Linked DNA regions of Homo sapiens: regions 1, 3 and 4 are each linked to region 2. The links are chromatin loops, found by intact Hi-C in ENCODE. Cell type or tissue: gastrocnemius medialis. All regions are shown on one strand. Each heading gives the region's core, and the rest is flanking DNA. Links, peaks and the distances in the headings are about the cores only. Region 1 overlaps MEIS1-AS3 (MEIS1 antisense RNA 3). Region 2 holds the start of SPRED2 (sprouty related EVH1 domain containing 2). Region 3 overlaps ACTR2 (actin related protein 2). Region 4 has its middle 12 kb from the start of LINC02245.

What was found. Hi-C counts contacts between places; a loop is a spot of excess contacts. Peaks named below come from ENCODE experiments on the same cell type or tissue, not always from the same donor. Only the 100,000 strongest peaks of a DNase experiment are listed, where the experiment ranks them.
Region 1: it touches region 2 in a loop (3-fold over the local background); 4 of 110 quality-filtered maps call a loop at or near these places.
Region 3: it touches region 2 in a loop (5-fold over the local background); 78 of 110 quality-filtered maps call a loop at or near these places.
Region 4: it touches region 2 in a loop (2.6-fold over the local background); 2 of 110 quality-filtered maps call a loop at or near these places.

Annotation. Positions count from the first base shown.
Region 1 is chr2:66,426,011-66,431,501 of GRCh38, forward strand. It overlaps MEIS1-AS3 (MEIS1 antisense RNA 3), which reads right to left. Exons shown (of 4, transcript NR_046438.2): 4 at 1-1,152. Among named protein-coding and RNA genes, the nearest start is that of MEIS1-AS3, 4.7 kb to the right of the region's middle. In gastrocnemius medialis, for the core only: a CTCF peak has its summit at 3,180 (motif pointing right); no DNase peak of the experiment used is centred there; H3K4me3 peaks cover 531 bases; H3K27me3 peaks cover 2,063 bases.
Region 2 is chr2:65,427,388-65,432,878 of GRCh38, forward strand. SPRED2 (sprouty related EVH1 domain containing 2) reads right to left here and starts at 5,212. Exons shown (of 6, transcript NM_181784.3): 1 at 4,575-5,212. The coding sequence starts at 4,600. RefSeq lists silencers at 3,555-4,064, 4,095-4,144, 4,915-5,114. In gastrocnemius medialis, for the core only: CTCF peaks have their summits at 3,432 and 5,246; DNase peaks (open chromatin) are centred at 3,174, 3,687, 4,514, 5,244 and 1 weaker place; H3K4me3 peaks cover 2,631 bases; H3K27ac peaks cover 3,151 bases.
Region 3 is chr2:65,263,034-65,268,524 of GRCh38, forward strand. ACTR2 (actin related protein 2) reads left to right here. Exons shown (of 9, transcript NM_005722.4): 8 at 2,010-2,142. Among named protein-coding and RNA genes, the nearest start is that of ACTR2, 38 kb to the left of the region's middle. In gastrocnemius medialis, for the core only: a CTCF peak has its summit at 2,218 (motif pointing right); no DNase peak of the experiment used is centred there.
Region 4 is chr2:64,941,912-64,947,402 of GRCh38, forward strand. No RefSeq gene overlaps it. Among named protein-coding and RNA genes, the nearest start is that of LINC02245, 12 kb to the left of the region's middle. RefSeq lists an enhancer at 4,511-4,750. In gastrocnemius medialis, for the core only: no CTCF peak of the experiment used is centred there; DNase peaks (open chromatin) are centred at 970 and 2,050; H3K27ac peaks cover 2,790 bases.

The DNA of each region.
Region 1 (5,491 bases), core at 276-5,275, 1.0 Mb after region 2:
TCAAGAGGTGTGAGCGCCCGCGCTGGGCGCCCGTAGCGCGGCCCTCCTGTGTCCCCACTTCCACCCGGCGGCCGCTGGAAGCCGGGAGAAGGAACGGCACCAATCCCCTCACGCTTCTCCCAGGACGTCTGATCCCATTAGCGCACCTGAAATCACAACCTTGGCCACAAATGCGCGCTTGTTGCGACCCCTCCGAGTGGGCCGCCGTGCCGCAGGAGCCACTCTGGGGCCGGGGTCCCCAACCTCTCCCCCCTGCAAGTCCTAAAAGGAATCGTAGAGCAATTGATCTCGGAGGAGATGAGCGCACCCCGGGGCTCATTGCTGCCCCTGAGGAAGAGCCGTCCAGGAACGGAGGCGAGAAGCTTCCAGAATTAGGCCAAGAGGCAGGTGGCGGGGTGATCCGGCGTCCCCGAGTCCAGCTGGGGAGAAAGGCGCCCTCGGATGCTCAGCCCCAAAGCAGCAGAAGACAGAAGCCGGTGCGCCATCGTCGCTGCGCCCCAGTCCGCGGGTCCTCGCGCTCCTGCTCCGGCTCCCGGGCTGCCACCCACCGCTGCCCAAGCCTGACCAACTCCCAACTCCCTCCGGCACAGGCTGAGGCGACCCCCAAAGAGAAAAATAGGATCGCAGTCAAAACTGGCGGGGATGGGGCACACTGGTGGGAGAGGGGACCTTTTCACCTTTTGCTCTTCCCAGGGGACACAGTCCCCCAAACCTACGTCCCTGCGCCAAACCAGGTGCGAGCAAACTCCGCGGACCCCGCAGCTGGAAGTGCATCCTGCCGGGACCCCCACCCGACCCAGGGAGTCAGCGCGCCCCAGGGTGCAGGCAGGCCCAGGGCTCTGGGTGGCTCAGGGCACGGGGACCGGATCGCGCTGCAGAACACCGCCGGGACCCGGCACCCGGACGCGCAAGGGCGACAGGGCAGCCCTGCTGTAAGGACTGTGCCATGAGAGGTTCTCATTCGGTAAACAGTGGCCCTCCCAGAAGTGGCCGCCGACCTGCCAGTCAATGAAGTTATCCTCCGGGAGCTGGGAAGAAGGGGCGCCTCGCGGGGCTGTGGGCTCGGTTGCGAACCGATGTGTTTGTGGCTTATAAGTTTATTTCTCCCACTAGTTACCAGTGTTCAAATTGGCCCTTTCTCGCATAAATCGCCTGGAAAAAAAAAAATGATGTTTAGCTAGCATAGCCATATTCTGACGTTAATTTTTTTAAAAGGACAAAGAAAGATGATATTTGTTTTTCATTTTTAAATAAGGGCACAGAAAAGCACGTTTTCAGATATTCACAAGTGAATAACTACTCAGCAGGCGTCCTTCAGCTTCCTCTTGTTCTTTGCTCCTTTATGTTTTTGACGCTGCTAGAATTCTTTCTGCGCCGCAGGAAGCCTTCGATGTTTTCCTTATTCATTAGATAGCTCAATGAAATGTTAAAATATTTATTTTTGAATAATCAGTAAGATTTTTGCCTGAAGGTTTTCACAAAATATGCCCCTTTATCCAGTCGAACATGGATGCTAAGCATGGCCAGTGTGACTCATCCTGTTGCTTCAAAGGTAAATGTTTGCTATTAGTGACTAGAGCACGTTCGCCAGACCTCTTCCAGCACTCAGTACTTCAACTATTAGTTTAGAATATATCAAACGTGTATGCACTTGTGATTAGTTCCTGGAAGAATTTTCTACATTTTCAAGCTATTGTTATGAGGATTTTTTTTTCTTTTTGGTTGGTTTTCTGATCTAGACCAAACAGCATCTCAAAAAATGACTCCAAACAGCATCTCATAAAATAATAACCTTTCACAGTTCAGTGGTTTATACTAAAGTTTAAAAGACACCCACCACCAACACCTCCATTTATATAGAACAACTGAGGCTCTAATACAGCAGTGCAAGCAATCTCGCTGCTTTAAGTAGCCAATGTCAGTTCAGATTCTCTTGATGTATCTATATTTAATCCAATATTTTAAAGTCATTCTGACATAGTGCCACATCGAAATGTATATTGAAGTAGATCATTGAAATATATTTATGCACAATAAAATGTCCTAAAGCTGTCTCCTTTTCACTATTAGGTTTTTATTAAAAGACGCCCTAATACCTAGTCAAGTGCTGGCAAGTTTTATTAAAATGCGATAAGGAGTTTTAACTTCAGAAAAGCACATGAACAATTTTAAAAGTGCTTGCACCAAAGTCTATGTCTCTTGGACAAAATCAGCTTGACTTCTCCATGTATGTGTATGTGTGTGTGTGTGTGTCTATACACACATAGATACATATACAGATATATATTTGGGGGGCATTGGGCTTATTTGTTTCTTAAATCACAAAATCACTTCTCTATGGTAACAGTGATTACTTCAGAAACTGTCACTGTCGAACAGAGGTCAAAGTTAGCTTCATGCTTTTTTTTTTTTTTTTTTACAAAGCTTCCACAATGCTAGAGATCTATAAATGTTTTCTTTTTTAAATCACAACCAAAATGTGCACAATGTTTCTTAATGTTTAAGAGAACATCAAATGGTCTCTGCCATATGAAGTTGTCTGACTGTGAATTTCACCCACACTTTCTAACACTTGTGCTCTCCAAGTGAAAACACTGAAGTTTTACATTTTCATCCCAAATTGCCAAAAGGGAACTGCACTAAAACTTTTATAATTACCAGTGTCATTTCCCCTCTCCTAAAGGGTTTTTTTTCTTGATTACCAATGTCACTTTCCAAATTCCAAGAACTGATTTGTACATGCTAGATTATCGAGGCAGTAGATAGATTTAACTTGACTGTCAAGCAAATTCATCCTCAGTGTCAAGCAACCACTACTGTTTTTTGTTTTTTGTTTTTGTTTTTGTTTTCAGAGTTGTTGAATCTGTCCTATCTTCCTTTCTTTTCCCAGGCTGTCTTCCCAAGTTTAGGCATATGGGTACACACACATGCACAGCTGTATTCAATGTAGGTTTTAGCCTTGTGCCTTAATCAAGTGTTTGAGCTATACACCTATGATTGATATCATATCCTATCTTTGGATTTGAAAAACATGGTTAGACCCCAAGACCTGTCCTATGAGTCTAAGTTGGGTACTGTGGTTTTCTCTTGTTAGTTACCAGCACCAAATCATACCCCCAACCACCACCTCCCACCCCCGTAAAACAAGATTAAAGTTTGTCATCAAGGCTGCAGTTTTTCTATTGTCCAGTAGACGGCACAAAAGATCAAGCCTTCAAATGCTAAACAATTCACCAAGGCTGCTGTGGTTTGAAGTGTATGTGTGTGATCTTCTTTAAAATAGCTAACCAGCCAGCATTGTATCTGTGAAGCAGTGAAGTACCTGAAAACTTAAGATAACTCACTAAAAGTTTTGAAACGTAATGATATAAAAAGGTTTTGCATATGTCAACAAAATGTTGCTTCAGAAAATACACTTTTAAATAACTTCAGAGAAAAATGTTATTTAGAAATTTATCATTTAAAAGTTATCTTTATAGAAATTAAAGTGAGAGAAATTACAGGGCATTTTATTTTTAATTAAAAATAAAGAAAGTATTTGCACCGTGAGACTTGAAGATTCTATAGCGGAACTTTGCATGATGCATCTATGTTTTTTACTACATTTAACATACAACTCAGTCCACAAAATTGAAGGTTGTATTTCAAATGCACTTACACATAAATGCATATATAATAGGTACTTGGGAAGGGGAATAAATTCTCTTGATGAAGTTTTGTGGGATAGCTTTTGGGGGATATTGGAGAATGAGGCCAGTAGAAACAACAGTTGGGACTTTGCCTCTTTCAGAGCAATGCATGACTTTGGCTAATATTTATATTTTACTAAAAGGCTTCTATTTCCTTTTCATTCTGCAGACACTCCTTATGTAGCAGTTTGGGGGGGAGGGTAAAGTGTGGGCTAATAACTCATTTCCCAGTTAATTTTATTAAGAATTTATAGCACTGTTTAGAAAGTTTTAAGACAACCATAAATTTTATTAGGAATACTTTATTAAGCCCTCCATTTAATTAATAAAAGACCTCTATAACTTCTGAAAATGTCAGAGCTAGTAATTATGTTAACCAGTGTAGTTTTTTCCCCCCTAGAGACCAAAGCATTTTAATGATTTGAAATAGAATAGTAAGGAAAGCACCTCCCTCTCACCCCCCATTTTTTTTCCCTAATTTTTGCATCATCCAGTCAGAATATAGTAACTTAGGTATTTTCCCTGCAACCCTTGGAGAGCCTAAGCTGACCTCTAATTGACTTCTGAACTGGACCCAGACATTCTTTGTTTTCTGAAGCAAAATGCAGTAAACAAATCTTTCAGTCCTTATAGCCTGTAATGCTTTAGAGCACTTGATTAACATCCTCCCTAATCCTCTCAGTTAACCCCCTTTGATATCACCTAACCAGGTTTCCCCCTTTAATAGATCTCTCAATAGTTTATTTCACTTTTCTCACAGCCATTCATTAGCTTTGACTTCTTGGTGCCTTTCTCATATCACCTCCAGGCTCTTATCTCCAGCATTCCTCTATTATCTGTACTAGATTTCGAATCTATTTTCTTTAAACTATCTTTCCCTCCCTCCTCTTATTTCTGTTTTTTTGAAATGTCAATGCTAGTGAGGGGGAGAGATGCAGAGGATGAATGTTTTTGAAATACAAACGCCAAGCCTCCACACCACAGGACAACCTAAAAACCAATCACAGCATTTTAAGGGACATCTTAAAGTTTGGTGGCAAATGATAAACCCTTATCATTTTGTGAACACAGCTGCCAAACTCGATTGATTAACAGGCTTTTGTTTATTCTGGGCTGGCAAATACACACACGTTTTACCTTAAGAGGTGCCTCTTTAGTTTCTAAGGGTTTTGGAGCTGACTCATCAGTGTGACCTTTTGGGACAAAAGCCTAATTTAGGATATAGATCTTTCCAGAAGCACAATTCCTTATAGAACATAAAGTCAGGGGAGTTCTCCGAGACGACTTTACCAGCAGCTCAGAGGAGCACTGAGGGCTTGAAATGCCTCCATACAGGAGGGTGTAAACAATAGAGACCAAGGGCCCAGTCTGCCTCCTTTTGTCACCGTTCTCTATCTCTGGAAAGATGCTCTGAGATAAGAAGGATGAGAAGAGAACGGAAGGCCTGAATCGCAAGAGCTAGGGCCAAGTGCCAGAAGTTTTCACCAGGCCAAGTTTTTGCAAAATAAAAGTGCTATTGCCTTAAAAAAGCAAGTATCTGAAATAAGTTAGGAATAGGGGCTGTCAAAAAATGGGCATAAATATTGACAGTAGTTTACTAAGATACCTAGACCTGTCCCTTCATTTGTTTCCTTTTAATAGATGATTAATTGCTGCCCTGCTAAAGGAGTTTTTTTTTTTTTTATGGCTACTATATTGCAACTCTAGACATCCTCTGTGCAATTTCTCTCAGCAAGCCCCAACTGTAATAACTGTTTGCTAATTGTAAAATCCTTATCCAGAATGAGGTTTGGGCAAACAAT
Region 2 (5,491 bases), core at 352-5,351:
TCAACTCCATATTTTTAACATTTAAGGGTTCTACTCATGTATAGTAGAACCATACCCCCTGGTAGAAACATACCTCCCTTTTTAAGGCAAACACAAAGAAAATGGATCAATACTCACTGTATCGGTTTAATTTCCACAACTGTTATTTCAGTTAACATAGATCTAACATTCCAATAATAACCAACTCTGAATTTGCACTACTCCCATTATCTTTGAGGTGTATCACAGAATTCTCAAGCCCAAATTTATTTAAATCCATTTTAATTCAGTATGCCCCTCATGCTTCACAGCATTTTCTGGGAAGATAAGTGAAGTGAGAAAAATGATGGCAATGACAGATTGTCACCAGTTCAGAAGAATAATGAACAAGCATGATTGGCAGAAAGGCTGCGAGCTCTGAGTCAGAACGACTGAGGCTGGACCACCCCAATGGTTCATAGTGGTTAGTTAAGAGCACAGAGACCTTCCTGAACCAGGCTACTGGAGTGCTCCATTCCCAGCTCCTTCAGTTACTCACAGGATGACCTTGAGGAAAGGACTTCACCTCTCTGTGCCTCACTTCTCCCTATTATAATAGGGATAATAATACCAACTACCTCGCAGGATTTTTAAGAAGACTAAATGAATAAAGTGCTTTAAAAAAATGTTTGCTGTCTCGGGCAACTAACTTGACCTTGGCTTTCTCATCAGTTAAATGGGGGTAATACCTTCTTCACAGGGTTATCTGAAAATGAAGCTCAGCCTGAAAGAAATCTATCTCAGTGCCCTGCAAAGAGCCACATAGGGCACCTGTTTTATGCCTAGCCCTGTACTATAAGCTTTACGTAGGCTGTCTCATTTAATTCTCACAGCAGCTCCACAAAATAGGTAGTGTCTATTCCCATTTTGTCCACTCCATATAAAACTGACATGACATATGAAAGTAAACTGCCTTAGATCATAAAGTGAGCAAATGGCTAAGCCTTAAGCCTTAAATACACGTTACAAACGCATTTAACTCGGGGTCTTCGATTGGTCTCTGGCTGAATAACCAGTTATAAAAGACATTTTTGCAGACAATTCAGGCAGAGTGTTAAAGACACCAGGGAATTATTAATTTTGTAAAATGTGATAATAGTATTGTGGTTTCACAGAACAGTATTTTTATCTCTTGAGAAGTAAGCTCAAATATTTAGGTACAACAGTCCCAATGTCTGCAATGTCTTTGAAATGGTTCAGCAAAAATACTTACACCTGTTTTATTAATGGGAAACATTTCAACGTTAGGGAAAATATGACTGAAAGGGAAGCTGCAAATCCATTCCCAGCAAGAAGTGGGTTACAGAGAAGAGTTCATGAAAGGAACAAAAGAAAAAGCTGAATGGCAGCTCGATGTCTCCAGGGTTAGAGCTTGGTTCAGTAAGGTTTATCTTGTCTGCAAATTTCCAAACCATTCATAGCCATGATCAAACGCTTTAAAGATAGTGACAAAATAGGTATGGATTTAAAAAAATTTTCCAACCCTATGCACAGAGGACGACTTACAATAGTTTGCTGATGCTCTTCGCTTCTTAAATTATATTTTTAAAAGTCTGTATAATTGTAAATTTTAACATGCATTTTTATGTGGAGGGGGGACGAAAGAGAATGGTCAGTGTATTTTCTATATGGAAGATATCTTTTGGGACCATTATCAACAAGAGCAAAGAAACTTTCCTGAATTACCATATATTAGAAGAATTTTAAATTGACATGGAAAACAACATTAGAAAACAAAACATTATTTTTTTAAATTAAGCACAATTTTACCATTTGCAAGATTCTGATTTACTGCATTCTGATGCTAAATGAAACAGATATTATCTGGACCATTCAACAAAACCTTTACTACATGTAGACTATCAAGTCTATTTTACCTAAAGTACAAATATATCTTTCCTAGGTCTCCAGTTTGATGCCACCAGTTCTCTTAAGTAGCAAACCCTGCCTGGTTCCAAAGGTATCTGAGAGACCTCAAACATAAAATCATTACAAGAAAAAAACAGATCAAATTCACCCAAAGTAGGAATCTAGCAAAAATCTAACCAAATATGGCTACCTTAATCAAACAATAATTTTAGCTCTAGACTTAAAGACAGTGGCAGCAAACAACAATAAAACAACAAAAAAGCAATCACAGCAAGCTCTGTAATTCAGAGAGAAAAACCTTACTGTCACTAACATTTAAAAGGAATTTTTCAGATGCGTCATTACACAGGTACGTTGAACAAAATAATAGACAGTGGCTACCATGGCAGTTTACAGCCCACGAAGTCGCTTTCTTCTCAGGCATTTTAAGTTTTGAGCCAAGGTCATCACATTAAAAATAACCCCTATAAGCCCATTTCTTCAGTGGCTAAGGTGCCAAGGCTTTCTCAGTCTCTAAGTGAAACTAGAACTCCTCAAATATCTATCCTCTCAACTGGACTCGTGACAGCAGTGGAGGCTACGGCTTCATGCTGAACTTGCTCTGAGAGCCTGAAATGGAGCTATTCTTTCCTCGCTGGTGATCCCACTCGAAATCCTTCTGCTTTGGATAGCAGATGGAGAAAGATGCAAGGCTGACAAGCTGCCACAAAAAGAGCCAGGTCAGGCCTGTATTCCCAAGGGGTGGAGCCAAGGTAGAGTGGTCAAACCTCTCCAAGAATCTGCAAGGCCAGAGCACAGCAACCAGCCTCACTGCTACTACTGCTACTCTGTGTGCAGGTACAATCGAGGGCCCATAAAAATATTGATTTATTGGTCACGTTCAAAAGGCAGCAAGGCCCAGCAGCATATTCCTTCTCTGTATTTCAGCCCTAAAAGCGCAACTTTTTTTCATTTTACCATTTTAAGATGCTATATACGAAGACAAAGCAAAACGTCTGAAATAGAAACACCAGCAGATGCGGTGGGACGTCTGCGACAGGCACAGCAGCAGGGATCCTCTCCTGTGACGGCTGTCTGGAAGATCAGGGGTTACTGCAGTCAAAGTTCCCTGGGGACTCACAGGAAGGAAACTGAAATTCCCTTTCCCAAACACCAGCCCCACTCCCGCCCGGACTGGCAACAGCAGACGCCAAAGGATAAAGGGGGTATATTTAATAAAGTGAGTAGATTTCCTAGAGTAGGGCACAGCACTGTCACCTGCTGCAAGAGACAAGCCTCCCAGTCGCCCAGCCCTGAGTCACTTCCCCTCCCAGCACTCTTGAGGCTCAATGCCTGCGGGGGGCAAAAGACCTGGGGCCTCCGGAGCACGCCTTCCGAAGCCCACACTCCCCTGCAAAGACGCGCGCGGGGCCTCCCTCCAGGGCGCGTCCCCGCGGCTGCCAACCAGCTCTTTGCGCCCAAGCCCGCGCCGCCGCTACCTTGGCTAATGGCAGCACTGAATGAAAGGAACGGATGCAGGCTCCGGATTTATGAATGTGCAGGGGAGGAGGGGAGGGATATCATGTGACAATAAAGGAGCGCGTCTTATTCACAAAAAAAAAAAAGTGGCTGGTGGCGGGCACAGCCACTGAGCAGCAGCGGCGGCCGCCGCGCGGTGACCGCTCAAACCCCAGGCATAAGACTTGAGGCGTCGGGCCCCGCGGCCCCGCCCCCGTCGCACCCGAGACTGAAAACGCCTCAGACCAGGGAGGGAAAATGCCAAACTGGACCCCTGGACCGCGAGGCAGGAGGCAGCTGCACCTCCGCCCCGGGCTGGCGACAGTCACGGGTCCCGCGCGGGGCGGCCCAGGATCCCTCCGGCGGAGCGCCCCGAGCATTGTTCCCCTCGGGCCCGCGGGCCAGGCACAAGCCCGTGCACGCGCACCCGCGAGGACACTCACATACACACACACACACGCGCGCCCCCAGCGCGATGCCCCGCACGCCCCCGCCGCACACGCCTCGGTCCGCCCCGAGCCGCCCGACCCCGCAGGACGCGTGTGCCGGCCACAAGCGCGTGCACAGGCACTCACGCGCCGCGGGGCCCCTCGGGCGGCTCCAGCACGCCGGCCCGCGCGGGGACCCTGGCGCACCAGACCCCCGCGCAGCCCGCGCCTGTCCTCCTCTCGCTCCGCCGTGTTTTTTATGAATGAAAATGTGGTATGCAAATGAGAGCGATTCAAGAAAACGAAATGGCGGAGCCTAGGCCCCAGTGGGCTCCGGAGCGGACTGCAGGGCTCGCGGGGCGGCGGGAGTCACAAAGTCACTGTGCAAAAACCCACCAGCCCCGGGAAGCCGGAGTGGGGGTGTCAGGTCTTCCGCTCTAGCCGCCGAGGATTTCGGGGGCGGGGGAGCTGTAAGTCCTCCGAGAGGGAGCGGAGACCGCCGGGAGGTCACCCGCACGCCCTTGGCCCCCGGAGCTGCCACCAGCCCGCCGACCCTAGGCGTGCGCCCGCCAGCCCGCAGCAGTTTTTGCCCTCTCCTCACTTCAACAAGCAGGGAAGCCTCGCGTCCCAACGCCGAAAGGTCAGCGAGTCGCTGCACCCCACGCCAAGTTCACCCAATAAGCGTCCCCGCCCGCATCCTCAGCCCCGGCCCCCACGCTGCCCCTGAGGGGCACCCTCGTCCCACCCCGCGACCAAACTTACTCGTCTGGGTGTGTTTCTTCGGTCATTTTCTTGTTCACCTAGACGCCTGTCCCGCGGCGGGCAGCTTTGCTCCCTTCATCTTCCTGTCCGCTCGCCCCCCTTCTTCACATCTCCGGAGATCGCCTGATTTGGGGAGGGGGGGCGGCTAGAGATGAAGAGGGCGCCGCAGCAGAAGGGGAAGCAGGGCGCGGGATAGGGTTTGGGGGAAGGGGTGCAAAGGCAGGCTGCGCGGGGAGTGAACGCCGCAGCGCCGTGGGGAGAGGCGGGCGGAGGCTCCGGGGGCTCGGGAGCGGGCAGAGGGGGCGAGATTTGGGAAGGGGACGGCGGTGGGGGAGAGCAGGAGAAAAACAAGCGCGCCTCGGAGCGGCAGGGACTGCTGCGAGGAGGAGGAGAGCGCCGGCCGCGGGTGGGGGGGCTCAGTCCGGGGTCGCCCCCGGGGGGCCGGGCCAATCACGGTTCCGGGGAGCGGTCGGCGGCCGGGGGAGGTGCGCCTGGGAGGCGGTGCAGGGCGCCCCGTCCGAGCCCCATCTCTCGACTCCACCGATTTACTCCATATTGGATTCTCACCGCCGCCAACAGGAGGAGGAAGTAGGGCGGAAGCGATGACGTCTTCCCAGCGGCCAGAGGTGGTGGAGTGCAAAAAGCTTCCTACTTGCGACCGAAAAAAAGGGAGAAGAAAAAAAAAAAAACTTTGTCCCGCCTACTGAGCACGCCCCGCTTCCTCTCCCCCTCCCTCCTGGCTTCCACTCCCGGGGGAGCCGCGGAGCCGAGTTGTTTGCTTGCGCCGCGACCGTCTGGCTCCGAATCCTCCTTGATTAGGGCTCCGGGTTTTAGGAAGCCCGAGAGGAGGGAGGAGGCGGGAGCGGAGGACTCGTACACATCTGGCTCCCGTTTTTGCCCCCTCCCTCCTTCCAAAC
Region 3 (5,491 bases), core at 136-5,135, 160 kb before region 2:
TGTTTAAGGGACTTGTTTGTTTGTTTGAGATAGAGTCTCGCTCTGTCGCCAGGCTGGAGTGCAGTGGTGCAGTCTCGGCTCACTGCAACCTGGGTGGAGTGATTCTCCTGCCTCAGCCTCCCAAGTAGCTGGAATTGCAGACGTGAGCCACCACGCCCAGCCTTAAGGGACATTTTAAATTTTTTTTTTTGGCAAATTGTTAATGGCTTTTTGTAGATTTTGGAGTTTTGGGTTTTTTTTTTTTTCAGTTTTGAAAAGTTTTCTTTTAGCTTTCTGATATCTTTCACAGATACTCTCTCTGTTTGCCATTTGTCTATTGCTCTTAGTGTTTTGGCCATGCAAAAGTTTGTTTTTATTTAGTCATATAAAAAGATTTATAGTCTTATTACATCTAGAGCTTGAGTCATAGTTAGAAATCCCTTCTCTACACTCAGGTTATAGAGGAATTCACCCAGAAGCATTTTGTACAGCAAGCATTTATTTGTGTAACCCTGAGTTAAATAGCCACCTAATTAATTTTGATGGGATGGCTTTGGAGCCAGGATAGTAATAGAAATTAATAAAAATAGCAATTGACTCATAACAAGCTATAAACCTGGTAGAAGATGATCAGAAATCGAATCTAGCCTTCATAATTATGGTAAATTCTCATGATAGGGATTAGGGAGATGATTTTGTTCTTTGATGTTCATTCACAGCAAAATTGTATTTAAAAGTACATGCCAGCTGGGCGCGGTGGCTCACGCCTGTAATCCCAGCACTTTGGGAGGCTGAGGCCGGTGAATCACGAGGCCGGCGAATCACGAGGTCAGGAGTTCAAGACCAGTCTGGCCAAAATGGTGAAACCCCGTCTCTACTAAAAATACAAAAAATTAGCTGGGTGTGGTGACGGGTGCCTGTAATCCCAGCTACTCGGGAGGCTGAGGCAGGAGAATGGCGTGAACCTGGGAGGCGGAGGTTGCAGTGAGCCGAGATCGCACCACTGCTCTCCAGCCTGGGTGACAGAGTGAGACTCTGTATTAAAAAATAAAAAAAGAAAAGTACATGCCTGTTGCTGATTAGAGCTTCGACGTACCTAAAGTGCGGAGTCAGATTCAGTACCTTCTCCACAGAGTTTGCATTGCAAAGTGGAACAACTCAAATTTTGTTTTGTGTGTTCTGCATGTTGAAAATGTACATGTAAATGCTTGTGAGTACTTATCACATGAATCTGTATTTCAACTGCTTAGTTTATGCGACATTCACTGGGCTTGCTATGGCAATTAAATACAAAAGCAATGCTTTGTTAGAGTTGCAGTAGCTTTAGCCATTGAGAACCTGGAAGCCAGGTTGAAAAAGGCCAAAATGGGTGCAAATCAGCTCCCAAACTTTACTGTGAGAATTATTCCTCAGACCCTCGCTCAGATTCTGTTACTTTTACTACATATGCAGTCTTTTTAGATTGGATTTTCTGATCTCATAGATATCAGAATAGAGGGTACTGCTGTCAGTAGATAGCAGGGTACTGTATCAGAAAAGAGGGTACTGCTATAAGAAGCATACACATCAGTCTAGCCAAAAATAACAGCAGACAGCCTCTAAGCAAAGGAACAAAAAAGAAAACTACAAAAGATAAATGAAAAATTAAAAAGCAGGAATTCTGGATTAAAGTAGAATAGGGCTAATTATAGTAAACAACCACATCTTAGTGGCTTTAGGGAAGCATGTGATAAAATAGTTTGTAATGTAAATCTTGGTCATTATTAGAAGTCTCAGTTATATTCACAAAAAAGTGTATTATATACTTTTAGAAGTATTTTATTTTCATCAAAATTATGAAAAGATTTTATATGTAAAGAGGGGTCGTTACTTCACAGTAGTAATAACAGCAAATATTCAGCCCTGTGATTTACATGTGGAATTTTATTTAATTCTCCCAGCAACCCCGAGGCTGACATAAGTAACAGTAACCCTGAGATACCATTTTCCTAACCTAAAACTCCAAATGAATAACCATTGTGCCTTTCTAGATCTGAATTCTACAAACACATTGTGCTTTCTGGAGGGTCTACTATGTATCCTGGCCTGCCATCACGGTTGGAACGAGAACTTAAACAGCTTTACTTAGAACGAGTTTTGAAGGGTGATGTGGAAAAACTTTCTGTAAGTATTAGTAAATCAACTATTACTAACATTCTTTTAAAAGGCTATACAGTAGTTTGTGAATCTTGACAACCACCAGAGGGAGCAAGACGTCTTCCAAAACAAATTCCTACTGCAGTCAAGTGCATCCTGGAAATGATAGCAAGAAGGAAATAGTTCAAGATAAGCTCTGGTCACCTCTATAGAGTTGGTGGATGGAGGCAGTGAGGTCAGGGCCAAAAGTTCTGGTTCATCTGTAACAACCAGCACGGACTCTGAGGCACCTGTATATGCATGAGAAGAACCTGCTGTACTATAGGGAAATAAATGCCCCACTTGAGTTTTGTTCTTTTTTTAAACTTATTTTTTGGATATGCAATCAGCCTTCAGCACTTCTCTTGGGCTATCTCATATTTCTGACTTTATTTGTTGCATATGTTGTCTTCTCAGTCAGATTGAAAAACATCATGTCTCAAAATTTTTTGCATTCCGGTGACTGTCATAACTCTTGAAACAGACTTTAATTGGTTGTTGTTGGTATGTACAGTAGAAAGAAATTTTTAAACTAGAAATAGTTGATGTTTCTTTGGCATAGGTTTTTGTGTTTTTTCCACCAGACTCTGGACTATGTGAAGTATACAGTATGTGCTGTATACTTAACCAAGAGTTATCTAATCCTGAGTTAATCTCTGAGCTTTGTCTCACTGACTTTGATCAACTGTTTTAGATAATGAGATTATGTATTACAGAGTACTGTATGTTACATCTTTCATATATGACTCATTGTTGAAATTAAATTGAGTATGGGCTCACATACATTAAACAGATTAACAGACTGGAAAGGAGCCATACTGTCTAAGTACTTCACTTATTTTTCTGATTTTATTGAGTTTTACATATAATTTATAATTAATCTCAGGTGATCATTTATTCAGCAAACATTTCTTGAACTCCTGGGTGCCAGACATAGGTCTAGGTGCCGGGGACAAACAAAACAATGAAAACAGAATCCCTGCTTTTAGTCTAAATAATGTATTAGTGGTAATAAGTGATATGAAGAAAAGTAAGGTGAAGAGCTGGAAAATGTTAGTGGTTGGGGAGGTAGTGTGCTCCTTCATAAACTGTGATCAGGAAAGGCCTTTTGGATGAAGTGACTTTTGATCAGAGACCTAAGTTGAGCGTGAGAGGAGTGAGCCTTGTGACTGTCTGGGGGAAGAATCTTCCAGGCAGGAAAAATGCAAAAGCCCCAGGTTGGTGGGAGTGTGCCAGTGTGGCTGGAGCAGAGTGAGCAAGGGAGGGGGGCAGGTGGGATATGAGGTCAGAAGGGTAGCAGGAGGGCAGGTCTTGTTCAGCCATGGTAAAGGGTTTGGCTTGACTCCTGGTGAAATGGAAAGTCTTGGGTGTGGGGGCGGTTTAAGCAGAGAAATGATAGGATCTGATGTATATTTTTAAAGGATCATTAAGTCTGGTGTGGTGAATAGACTCTTGGGGGAAGAGGGAACAAAGGTGGGCATAGAGAGACCAGTTAGGAGGCACTGAGAGGAGGGGAGGGATGGTAGAGTTTTAGAATAGAGGAGGAGGTTGAAATGGTTGTTTTGGAGAATGGAAGCGAGAATAGAGAAATGTAATAGGATTGCCATGCAGCAGGAAGGGCTCAGTTGAGGTTAGTGATACATTATAGCAAGATGTTTTGTTTCTTTCCTATCTTGTTCAGCTGCTTGACAGCAGGTGCAATTTGTCTGTAGGAATCTGTAGATGAGTTCAGCAAGGAGGGAGTGGTAGATGGAATGATCTGATAGAATGAGTTTCAGTGGGGCTATGGAGTTTTAGGGATGAGCGAGATAGAAGCAGCAATGAAGAGCAATAACTCATATTACCAAACCTCCAGGGTTAAGGTAGTGTGTGAGAGAGAAACAGTAAAGCAGTTGAGGTATTTACAGAAGCAGTGTCTTCAGGGGCTAGCTAAGTTTCCCTTAGAGTAGAGGTGGTCATCTATAGCCCTTATGCCAAAACTGGTTTGTTTGTTTTTTTTAAGTTTTATTGGAACACAGCCAAGCCCATTTGTTTACATAATGTTACCTGTTGTCACATATTGTCTGTGGGCACCTTCTAGCTACATGTGGGGTTGGGTACTTGTCACGCCTACAAAGCCTCAAGTATCTGGCCCTTCACAAAAAAAGTTTGCTGACCCCTATGTAAGAGCAAGAAAGTAAAAGGAACAATTAAAACAGTCTCAGAATTGGTAAATAAACTGATGTTTTTCTTTATCTTGGATTGTTAGAACCCTTACAGTTCATTTATGTGACATAAATATACAAATGATTTAGAATGACATAGTTACATTGGGTCTTTTTTGCAGATCGTGATACTGTAAATGAAAAACTTGCTATGTCATTTTAAGGTTTCTCTTTCAGGTGTTGACCAACCATAAAGATAAGGATGTGTCCTTCCTAGACACTTAATAGTAGCTACAGAGTATAAAACTTTTCCCAATTGCCTTTAATTTTGGTTACTGTGTTCATTTTCTCATAACATCCTGATGATTTGTTTTGACCATATTTGGCCTTGTTTATTTTAAGAACATTTCATTTGATTTTGAGACAATAGAAAGTAAGCTTTGCTTAAAAGAAAAGAACTTCAGTTTTACTCTATTGCCCTGGACTAGAATCATAACAGTATGAGACCTTGAAGAAGTCATGCAAGTCCTCTTTTTTTTTTTTTTTTTTTTTTTTTTTTGAGATTGAGTCTCTGGGCTCACTGCAAGCTCCACCTCCCAGGTTTACGTCATTCTCCTGCCTCAGCCTCCCGAGTAGCTGGGACTACAGGCACCCACTACCATGCCCGGCTAATTTTTTTGTATTTTTAGTAGAGACGGGGTTTCACTGTGTTAGCCAGGATGGTCTCGATCTCCTGACCTCGTGATCCGCCCGCCTTGGCCTCCCAAAGTGCTGGGATTACACTTGAGCCACCACACCCAGCCATGCAAGTCCTCTTATCCAGACTTTGCTTGACAGCAAAGTGACTTTCCCAAGTGGTCATCTGCCATTGGATGGGAAATTTGCTCTAATTATGTCTTGGATGTTTGGTCTCTCAGTAGGGTGTTAAGTCATGTAATTTACTGATCAAATTAGGACACTCAAGAATGGAAAGGGTGGTATTAATAATGATGGGACACCACGTGTAAATCAGGACTGTTCCAAGCATGCTGGGATGGATGTGTGGTCTCCTAAACATGAGCTTTGGGCAAATTACTAAATGTTTCTGTACCTCAGGTACCAAATATTACGTTCTACTTATATTACAGGACTGTTGCAAGTTTGAGGGAGAGCATATATTTAAAAAGCCATTTTCATAAAGCAGAAAGCACTGT
Region 4 (5,491 bases), core at 136-5,135, 490 kb before region 2:
TCTCTGCTTGTTGGGCAGCCATGGAATTGCACCATCGAGGTCTCCGGCTGCAGGGAGCAGTCAAGTGACAGCCACAGTTCCCGCCCTTCAGGATCCCTCACTGCATCCCTCCAAAGCCACACGTCCCCTGAGCTAATTCCAGCCAAAGGCTGAGCATAACACGGCACTAGCTTCTGCCTGATGGGGAATTCCTCTGAGGGCCAGCTTTGGCTCAGGGACTCCCCATCTGCCTGGCCAAAACCTTCTTAGAACCATGCTGCAGTCTGAGACTTTCCTCTCCAATCATCCTTCCTGCCCTGGCTCCTTCCATGGGGTCAGACCCACATCATGATTCAGAAGCTCCAGCAGAAAGCTCTTCCTTTCGCTGCCTGCTCCTCCTGCTCTGTTAATGAACATGCCTGTCATACAGAACTACCTCCCATCATGTTCTGCTCTCCTCCCCTGGTTTTGTACATGCTGCTCCCTCTGCCTGGAAGATTCTCTCTTCTCTCCCTGACCCTTTCCCTGGTCAATCTCTATGCATCCTACAGGATCTAGCTTAGTGGTCACTTTGTTCACCCAAGACAGGCATTGATGGCTCACCGTGGCCCAGGCATTGTTCTGGGAGTGCACTGGGGATGCAATAAGGAATACAAAATAGGTAAAGCCCCTGCGTTCACCAAGCTTACTTTGTGGTGGGTAAATGGTCAATAAACATATTTTTCAAAACAGATCCACAATCCGCTGGTAGAAAAGATCAGTACTGTAAAGAGAATAAAGCAGCATGAGGGCATGGAATGGAATGATAAAGGCGGCAGGGTGGGTAGGGATTGTTTTAGACAGAAAGATTGGAGAAGGCTCCTTGTGGAGGTGATGCCTGAGCAGAGTCCTGAATAACATGAATGAGTGGGTCATGGAGCCATCTGGGGGAAGCTCTTTCCAGGCCAGGGGAAGGCATCCAGACAGCAGAGGGCAGCTGCAGTGGCCTGCCGCCCATGGCTCTGGGGTGGGTGCCCCTCCTGTGGGCTCCTGCAGCCACTCTTGCTTCCCTAGCAGAGGGCATATGTACTAGTTAAGGGAAACTGGTTGACTGGTCTGCCTCTCCTTCAGACAGCCACCCGGTGAGGACAGGACACTTGCTCGTCAGCCTAACTGGTTAGTACCCTATCCCCTGAGCCTTGCACAGCTCTCGACATGCAGTAAGTTCTGATGGCTGAATGCGTAATTACAATAATAGCTGTCCGTTCATGGAGCACTTACGGTGTGCCTGGCTCTGTGCTGAAGGTTTCACTCATACTTTCTCACTTAGTATTCCTAACAGCAAAGTAGGTAGCATTATCATCCCCAGGTATACGGCCACAATAGGCTATTCACACTTTCTCTGCCAGGCCCAAGGAAACAGGCACAGAGAATTTAAATCACGTATCATGGCTCTACAGCTGAAAAGTGTATTTCAAGATGTATAAAGGCTGGGTGTGGTGGCTCACACCTATAATCCCAGCACTTTGGGAGTCTGAGGTGGGAGGCTTGCTAGAGGCCAGGAATTCAAGACCAGCCTGGGCAAGATAGTGAGACTCTGTCTTTACAAAAAAAAAAAAAAAAAGAAAAGAAAAATTAATTAGCTGGGCGTGGTGGTACACGCCTGTGGTCCCAGCCGCTCAGGAGGCTGAGAGAGGAGGATCACTTGGGCCCAGGAGTTTGAGGCTGCAGTGAGCTTTGATCACACTCAGAGGCGTGAGGTGCCCCCAGCATGGTATGATTTAGAGGGTGGAATTCTAACAGAAGGCTCCTAGCATTTTAGTGTCAGAAGGGACATTTAGAAGATCCCATCCCATCCGCTGCACACAGGGACGCTGAGTCAGAAGGCTGAGGTGACTCTCAGGCTGCCTTACTGTTTGCTCAAGCTTAAACTTGACAACAAGGATTACAAAAGCCATTTGATCAGAGGCCTGGCACTGCTTAACTGAAATGAGAAAACATGTTGCCGTAAGGATGATTATGTAAAGGGGGGATGCGGTTCCCAGACTGGCCTTGCTCGTGTCTGCTGGAGCCCTGCCACAGTTACTCCAGCATCCTGCCCACACTGGCAAGCCCCGGCAGCCTTGGCCTGCTCTTTGCCTTAGCGTTGCCATGCTGCTTGCTTCAATGCCAACTGGCCCCATGTGCCGGCCACTCCCTGCCACTTTGGCAGTTCCTCTGGTGCTCCTGGCAGTGCCAGGCATTATGCCATGGTTCAGGCTTTCCCCACCCCTGGAGCAAAAGAAATGTGCAAAAGGCCCATCGTTCTTACCATGGGAGAGGATGCATTCAGCCCCATCATTTTACAGCAGTGAAAACTGAGTCCCGGAGGGATGACGTGACTTGCCCAAGGTTCCAAAGCTGGTTGGGGACAGAGCCTAAGCAAGACTCTTGTTCATGGTTTCTTCCTCCTTTGGGGCCTCTGCCTCCTCTCTGGCTCTCCTCTCTAGTGATCCCCATGCTGCTTCCCTCTCCAGACCAGAAAGCTGTCTTCCTGTCCTCGCCCAAGGCCCCAGCATTAGTCCCAGCCGCCATCCCTCATGCCCCATCACCTCCTCTCTCAGCCTCTGCTCTGCTCTGCTCTGCTCTTGCCCCTCCAATCCATTCTCAAAAAAATAAGCCAGGTCACATTACTTCCCTACCAAAAGCCCCTGATCACTCCCCCTCACCCAGAGGAGGGATCCTTGGCATGGCATTCTGTTCCTCCCCAGCCTAGTCCTAACTGACCTCTGCAGGTTCATTCCTAAGGCGTCCCTACACACCCCTGACATTCCAGCCACACTACTCAACTACCCCATAGGCTGCTGCGAGAATTAAATAACATCTGATAAGCCGACAGCACCTGGAGTGTAGTAAGAGCTGTCACCTGTGTGGGCTGGGCACTTCTCCACCAGACTAAATTCTAGAGCCCACCTGAGCTGGCTAGTGGGCGAGCACTGCTCTGCTCTCTGAGCCAGGACACATGTCCTTAGCTGTGACCCTGGCCAGACCCTCACCTCCCCGGGTCCAGGTTACATGCCCCAAGAAAAAAGGTACAATGAAGAACCCCTCTGCTGTCCACGATTTCTCAGGAACTTTTTCGGTTTTTGAGAAAAAAATTTGAAGTGGTTCCTATGAAATGGCCACATGGTTTATTATTAGTTCCTGGCCCTCAAGAGCAGCGGGGAGCTACTGTCCCCCTTGGGTCCCTACCGTCATAGCTGCAGGTCTCAACTTGGGGCTGGGGAAAGACACCCGGAATATTCCCCATGGGGCACAGGGGTGGAACGGGCCGTAGGTGCTCTTTGTGTTCTAGCTACTCATTCGCACAGGAGGCACTTTCAGCCTTACAGGCTAAGGCATAAGAGCCCAACTTCATGAATGCATCGTATCACATCCAGAGGTGAGCTGTGGGCAGTGAGCGGTCCCAGTCGCAGCCTCCATGATGAAGGTAGATTCCTACCTGCTCTGAAAACCTGGCAGCTGTTGGCTCATGAGGTTACCCACCTGTCCATCTGTCTATCCATCCAATCATCCATCCATTTCTCCAGGGGACATTAACTTTGCCTCTTTCCCATGTTTATTTTCTGAACAAAACCCATTGGGAGAATAAAGAAGATCAGAAAAGCAAACCAGCTCTCCAAAACTCACTTTGATTTTTCCTTTCCCCCTCCCTCTTCCCTTTTTTCCTTTCTTATACCTGGGGTACATATCGGGTGTCGTGCAAGATAAGTTACAAATAAGGATGAATTCAATTATCTCTCCTTTGTTATAGTTAATTTAGTTTCTGAAATATTTCAAACGAATGGACAAGTATGGAGAATAACATAACAGTCATAAAAGACCCATCGTCCACTCCAACGAACATTAACTTTTCACCATATTTGCTTTGAGGTTTTTGTTTTCTTAGGAAACAAAATGCCATGGGTCCAGTTGAAGTTGCCTTCCTCAACATCACTCCACCTCCTTTCTCTATGAGCTCTTCCCATCCAGTGTGGCGTCTTCCAGCAGGCTTTAGGCTTTTTACTAGGCCCCTAGGTTTAGACCCCGTAAACAATACATAGGATACCCCATAAACAACACAACATATTGTTTATGGGAGTTTTGGATTTCGGATTTTATGGGCATGATATCATACTGTGTGTCTCCTTTTGCGACTTGCTTTCTAATTTTATTGGATTCTTTAAAGTTTCATGTGTAATACATGCTGGTTATAACAAGTTCAAGCAACACAGAGATAGTAAGGAAAAGTTAATCATCTCCATCTGCCTGACTGTAATCCCACTGCCCCAGGTAACCACTGCTAACAGTTTAACAAACGTCTTTCTGCACCTTTTCTGCTGCTCACACAAACATACACAGAGGCTTCATCATAAAAGCTCATGAAATGCTGAAGAAAGAGCCAGAGAAAGTTCAGGACAGGCCAGAGAGCATTTAGGACCGGCAACATGAACAGACACGGCTCTCTGGTGCTACAGTAGTGAGAGGCAGCAGAGGAAGACGTGCAACCTCCCCTGCCGTTAACCCACATCCTGCTGGGTTTCCCCACTCACACCCCCCACGTGACAGGCCCAGTGGTCTCAGAGGTGTCCAGGGCCAGTGGTGAGCAGTGTCCTTTCTAATAAATGTCCTTAGACCTGGCAAATGGGGAGGGTCCAGGCCGTCACTCGCCGGCTAGGTGGCTGTGGCAAGTCTCTGTAGTAAAGGGGCCACGAGACCTCTGAAGTCCTTCCTGATTGATGATTGTCAATCAGATTGCTCTGGCAGAGAGATGAGCTGCTGCTGGGTCCGAGATGCGGAAGAGCCTTTGGGAAGCTAGACTGTTGTAACTCACACTCTGGCTTTAGTTGTGCCTGAGAAGGGATTCACAGATGATATGTGTTTTCTGACTGCTCCATGAACCAGGAATGAGTACACTGGATGCCAAGCAAGTTTCCAAGTGTTGGATTTTGTTTGTTTGTTTTCTTCTCTTTTTACTTTTTAAAAGTGTAATAGGACCAGACATGTTAAGCTCAGAGATGGACTGGAATGTTTTTTTGCCCTTGCCAAAAGAAAAAAAAGAATCAATCATTAGAGCTTAAGTTTTGTTTTGTTTTGTTTTGTTTTTCTTAATTAGTTTCATGTGACTGCAAAGCAGTAAGAGAAACTGAATGCAAGACTTTGGTCAGCTTCATCTGGGTGGTCTGTTCACTTGTTGACCCTTGAGGCTGTAATAGCTTGGAGAGGAGCATAAACCTTGCTGGGACTTATAAATTGAGATTTGACATGATTTCTAAAGATCTCTCCAGTTGTTAAATTCTGCAATTCTTTGTGTTTTTTTTTTCACATGTATTCATTCAATAAACTTTTTTTAAGTGCCCAGTATGCGTCAATCATTGTCCTAATATTTGGGGATATCAGTGAAAAACCAGACAAACCCCCACCCTCATGGAATGAAGAACTCCTTACACACAATCTCAAACACAAGGACTTCCACTCTTCATCAATATTCCAATAATTCAGTCATGCACCTTTC